Regions from separate parts of the Homo sapiens genome. Here region 2 is linked to region 1. The links are chromatin contacts, found by Hi-C or POLR2A ChIA-PET in ENCODE. All regions are on one chromosome and are shown on one strand. Each heading gives the region's core, a stretch centred on a gene start or an enhancer-like site at or near the end of the contact. The rest is flanking DNA. Distances are from core to core; before and after follow the strand shown. Region 1 overlaps LOC101929727 (a long non-coding RNA gene). Region 2 overlaps RNLS (renalase, FAD dependent amine oxidase).

Evidence for each region. A loop is a pair of places that touch in the nucleus more often than their neighbours do. ChIA-PET counts read pairs that join two places held with the same protein, here RNA polymerase II (POLR2A). Pooled maps may share reads with other maps.
Region 2: a map of Caco-2 shows a loop between it and region 1 (2.7-fold over the local background). The contact joins two enhancer-like sites. A Hi-C loop is called at or near these places in 4 of 168 maps with a recorded cell type or tissue (Caco-2, MCF 10A, aorta and 1 more), 9 of 37 single-sample maps with no recorded cell type and 10 of 50 pooled maps. POLR2A ChIA-PET finds 5 or more read pairs at or near these places in 5 of 52 experiments (GM12878, HEK293T, MCF 10A and 2 more).

The regions. Positions count from the first base shown.
Region 1 is chr10:88,226,551-88,229,369 of GRCh38, reverse strand. The region is part of intron 1 of LOC101929727 (a long non-coding RNA gene); the gene reads right to left. It also overlaps a transcript of RNLS not described here. Among named protein-coding and RNA genes, the nearest start is that of RNLS, 360 kb to the left of the region's middle. Within about 2 kb of position 1,565, at least 8 of the 41 ENCODE cell types and tissues checked have a DNase peak (open chromatin) inside an H3K27ac peak, as active enhancers do.
Region 2 is chr10:88,388,154-88,390,889 of GRCh38, reverse strand. All of the region lies in intron 4 of RNLS (renalase, FAD dependent amine oxidase), which reads left to right. Among named protein-coding and RNA genes, the nearest start is that of RNLS, 190 kb to the left of the region's middle. Within about 2 kb of position 1,274, at least 3 of the 41 ENCODE cell types and tissues checked have a DNase peak (open chromatin) inside an H3K27ac peak, as active enhancers do.

The DNA of each region.
Region 1 (2,819 bases), core at 316-2,815:
ACCACTAGAGCTATTAGAGGGGTCTAACTACTGTGAGAGGAGCCAACAGAAGCCAGAACTGATACACACATCGAGGCAGAGCTGAGAGAAGCACCTCAACTTCTCACTAGTTGAGATAATACATTTCTTTATTTTAGGCACTTGAATTGGGGTATTCTGTCATGTATCCCAGGTATTCTAACAGATACAGTTCTATTAATAGAAATTGTTAGGTTGGAAGAAGATCTTTTATTTTTAGACCTTATGAATTTATGAATTTATGTCCATTTAAAAGTGGAAGTGTAATGTAAGTGAAATTTAGAGGTGTAATTCTAGATCTGAAGAAGGGGATGGATGGGTGGATTGATGGATTGATTGATTGACTGAGGAGTTACATGCTCAGAGCTGAAGGCTGAAGCCCAAGGGTGAGGACATAGAGAATGCAAAGAAAAGTCTGAGCTACATGGACTCCCTACATTGAGTAGGAGGAAGAGGAAGAGAAATCAGTGAAAGAAACTGAGAGAAGGTCTGTATAAAAGGATGAGGGAAAGCTTGAGATGCTACATGTGCTGTTATGCAAACCAAAAAGTGAATTCAGGAAGAAACGAGATAAAGTTTGGATCAAATTCCGCCAAGAAACCAAGGCAGAAGTAGCAAAGATAATGTGGTTAGATAGACAAGGTGATCACTGTAAGGAAAAGATAAGGCAAAAACAAAGGTAGTTTCGTGGAGTGATTGTGGCAAAAACCAGATTTGAGAAGATGTGGGTTGGAAGACAGTGGTGGACACCGAAGAAGTAGTGGCACTTCCTTATGGAAGTTGTTGTGGAATGCATTACTGTATTCACCAATATCTGGTTCTACTCCCGTTCCAGGCACACGGAAAATGGTACTTCCCAGCGTCCTTGCACTGTGGAAGAGTATGTGGTAGTTCTTCAGAGAAATGTGAAGTGGGTTCTTTCTGGACTGAGGCAGGGAAAAGCCTGTGCCAGATTCATCCCTGCTGCAGTGGTCATGGGGGAGGCCCTGTGCAGAAACAACAAAACTGAAAGATGAAAAACCCGTGATTGCTGAATCACTGAATACAGCATAAGTCCTCTTGAGAAAAGCCACCCAATCTTCTGTGGCCATTGCATGTACAAGAAATAAACTTATTTAAGCCACTAGGAAAGCAGCAAAAGAGAACAGCAAAGTTGAGGAAAAGAGTTTTGTTTTTGTTTTTGATTTTTTACATATTTATGGTAAGTAAGACCAAACCATGTTTGCTAGGAAAATGGAAAGAGAGGAATAACCTGAAGATGACAAAGCAATGGTCTAAAGAAATCAGAAAGTATGGCAACACACAAGCCACGAGGTGAGTCTCCGCCCTTCTTCCAAGAGAGATGTAAAAATCTAGGCCCAGGATGAATACCCGGCAGTTTTAGTTGGAGAGGGAAGTTGAGGAAGCCCACCCTCCTTAGTCCACGTACTAGACTTCTGAGACAAGCAAGCAGAGGCTGGAATTTGGAATCTTAGGAGCAGAGCAATTTCAAGGGATGACGAGCGTCTACGACAGAAATAACCATGCATGCAATGATCGCCTCTGCATATCAGCCTCCTGGCAGCTGTCCATGTAGGATGACTGGCAAGGAATGATATAAACTGCATTTCATTCTCTTGGTTCAAATTCTATAGGCAGCAGAATTATCATTATTTGAAAAGTAAAGTCATACCCAGAAAGGGTTAAAACTCTTCTTTTCCCAAGTTCTAGCCTGCCACCCCCACTATTTCCCCAGTCCTTTAACTAAATTAGCTATTCCATTGACAGGCCAGCACTGGTCCCTCACAGAACAACACATGCTGTGCTCTCTCTGTGAGTGCACTCGTGGTGAACTTTGAGCCACACATCTGCTGCAGGGAAGAAACTCTTATTCCCAAATGGCTGACATTAGCTGAGGATGCTGGGTTCATCGCTACCATAGCATATTGTTATTAGATAAGCTGCTGGAGAATCAGAGGAGTAAATTTAGTTATTATGTCTTTACCTCATTATAGTGCATTCCCAACTATTGTTCATTTCATCAGCTTGATATTGTTCTATGTTTCTACAAAGTGAATGCTTGGATTAAAACCAGTATCTACTCTCCTTTACCCCTAAGCCATTGCTGTATCTAGGCTAAGGATGTATTTTCACCATGTCATTTCTCCAAGACTCTTTCTTTGATTTAAAGCATGAATCAGCAAACATGTTCTATAAAGGGCCAGATAGTAAACATTTCAGTCTTTTTTGGGCCATATGACCTCTCTTGCAACTACTCAACTCTGCTGTTGTAGTCCAAAAACCATAGATAATAACTAAATGAATGGGCATGATTGTGTTCTACTAAAACTTTATTTACAAAACCAGGCAGTGGGTTGGATTTTGCCCATGGGCTATTCTTTGTCAACCCTGGTTTAAAGTATGGATTCGCAAGAAAGCTTCAGGTGAACAGACAGATTTTTAAAGTATCTTTTCACATGTTCATCTCTTAGAAGGAAAAAAAAGACATTTTGCTGGACTCTTTTTACCCTCTGCAGACAACAGTATGGTATTTTTCCCCTTTTAATATTTTGCATCTTAAGTTTTTAGATTCCTCCTCCACTGCCAAAAAAAAAAAAAAAAAAAAAAAAAAAAGTGAAGGGAGAAGAATTTTAATTCAGAGAAGAGAGGGTTAAATGGTTAAAAAATTAGAGGGTGAAAGTATCACTTATCTGCAAACACAGCCTCTTCTTTAGAAACTGATTTACCCAGACATTGAATTGATTATAAGATATGTAGAGTAAAAACAAATTTGCTGACCTTCATTTCAGAGAGCAAAGGTT
Region 2 (2,736 bases), core at 25-2,524, 160 kb before region 1:
CTTAAATCATTACATACAGATTTTTTAAAAATCTACATGAATAGTTGGTGGGACAGTAAAATCTAACATGATATGGAACTTCCCCTTACCTCCCTGACTACTACCCACTGAATGTCAGTTAACAGTCCCATAATAATTTATACTTTGAGACACCCTTCCCAAGAAAAATGGCCCTCATAAACTTCCAAAATATCCCCTAGAAGGCAGTACCATTCCTCTGAGAGCCACTGCTTTAGAAGAGCCAGCTGTTAGTTGTTTTTTGGCTTTGGGTTTTTTAAAATCTGAGGTGCACCAAGTTTCAAAGAAAGGTCCCCAATAAGAAAACCAACAAGCTGACTAAATGCATGTGTGCTATGGTCCCTGCTCACTACTCCTCTGCCCCACATTCCACCTTTCAGGAAGTTTGAGTACTGAAATAATACTAAATAATTTGCAGACACTTTGGGGGATTGGATGCTCAAACACTTTTTTCCCCTCTTTTATCTTATTTGGAATGAGAGTTTTATTTAGTGCATTCAGACGAACGAATATTAAAAACTTCCTTAGGTCCTCAAAGAAGGGCCTTGACATCTTTCCTTAGTGAGCTGGTCCAATGTTCTAAATCCTCTGAGCAGGATCCCTGTGGTGTGTGACCCAGATAGCGTCCCAGAGACTTTCACTTTATTTCCTTGTGAAGACACGTGAAAGCTGCTTTATCAAGGAGTCACTAAGTCTGGTCACAACACAGTTTCAAGGAACCAACACTGGGACACTTACCATTTTGATGATTTTATCAGCTTTGATGGTGAGCCTAATTACAAAAGTCCTATCAAATGAATATCCACTGGTTCTTGATAGACCACAACCAAATTGTATTTCCCCCTTGTGTTCCTAGCTATTTATGAATATTGTTGCAAATGCTGTAATTGCCATCACCTTCTTCTGACTTTCTCAATATAATACCTAATTAGTCAGTGTCAGTGTTGCCAGATGATATGAAATGCTGTGGCTTCTGGCCCTCATTTTCTAATGGATTTGGAATTGTATGTATTTATGTCATTGCTCTTCCTTTATAGCAACTACATGCCCTATCCCTGAATCTGTAAATATTCTGAGGCAGGTATATCTTGTAGTCCCCCAATAGCAAGAGTACCCTGCTTATAGTTTTTGGACATTTGTATTTAATGTTGCTCCTTTTATTTCTGTATGCATTCTCACTAGATAGGGCTTTAGCTTTAAAAACTGTGCGAATTTCATTCCACCAGAGGGCACCATGGTAAACTTCACTTTCAAAAGGATCCTTAACAACTCAGTTAAGAAATCCCTAAAAGGATCCTTAACAACTCAGTTAAGAAATCCCTAAAACCGAAATATTGAAACAAATGAATGTAATTAAAGCAGCAATACCTTTGACCAAGATATTTATTCCATCGTGACTTTTAAATCTCTATAGAATGATTCATTTTGCTAAGGGTATGTTAATCACTCTCAAGCACAACTTTGACAAATCAAAAATAGATAGCAGGCTTTATTATGGCCAATGTGTGAGCTCCACAGACTGTCAAAAAAAGAAAACAACAATAACAAAAAAAAACCCAGCACAGTTCTGTTAGGAGACATACCTCTCCTTTTCTGGCTCCAAAAGAGAATGAATGCTTTTTGAATCCTAGGAGGTAAACCAATATCGTAATTTCCTACATGCTACAAAATAGCCATCTTTAGTAAAGCTCCAATTTCAGGGTGGATTTTAATTGTTTACTACTAATAAACCTTGGGAGTTAATTTATACCATCCCTCAAGTCCCAACACAAACAGATTCCCTTTTCCAGAACTCATGGTGGCAAGATTCCATAGAACTCCCCAGATGATGGCAGCTACTATCAGAGCTCTCAACTCTGACAGGAATTAACAAATAACAGGTTACAAACAGGAAACACAGTGTCTCATATCCATGGCTCCACTGATGCATGGTACTATGTAACATGTAGGGTATGTTAATTCCCTGATATTTATTCACTTATTCATTCGACACATAGTTATTGAGTATCTCCTGTGTACCACGTTGTAAGCTCTGGGGATACAGTGATGAGGGCAATTGACCTGATCCTTGTCTTAATGGAGTTTGATTACTAGTAGGGGGAAGTCATATAAAAAGACGATGATAAACAAGGAATCAAATAAAAACATAAGTAATTTCAGTTTGAGAGGTCACAGAAAGTTAATAAAAAGGTTCTATGAGAATGAAGGGAACTCTCACACAGCTTGTGAGAGTAGGACTGTCTGTGTAGATAGCATGAGATAGGAGAAAGAGCTAGCCATGTGATAACATGGAGACAGGGACCAGCAAAATATTTAAGTCTCTTCAGCTGGAAAGACTGTGCTGTGTTCTGATAACAAAAAGGAGGCCTCCATAGCTAGAACAGTGAGTCCTAGGCAGAGTGAGGCAAATTAAACTGGGGCCAGATCCTGGGAAGGATTTTGAATTATTCTCAGGCATGTTTTAAGCAGGATGGCATAGTCCAGAGAATGGATTTCAAGGGAAGGAGGCAAGAGCTGGGGAAGACAGGGTGCCAGAAAGTATTGAAACCAAATAGCAAGTTATTGCAGTGGCTCAGAAGGAGAAAACAATGGTGATTATGGAGATGAACAGAGTAGCCTTATTCAAGGTGTGTTTTAGAAGTAGAATCTACAGGACTTGCTGATAAATTAAACATGGAAAGAAAATTAAGACAAAGATGACTTACAGGTTCTTAGCTT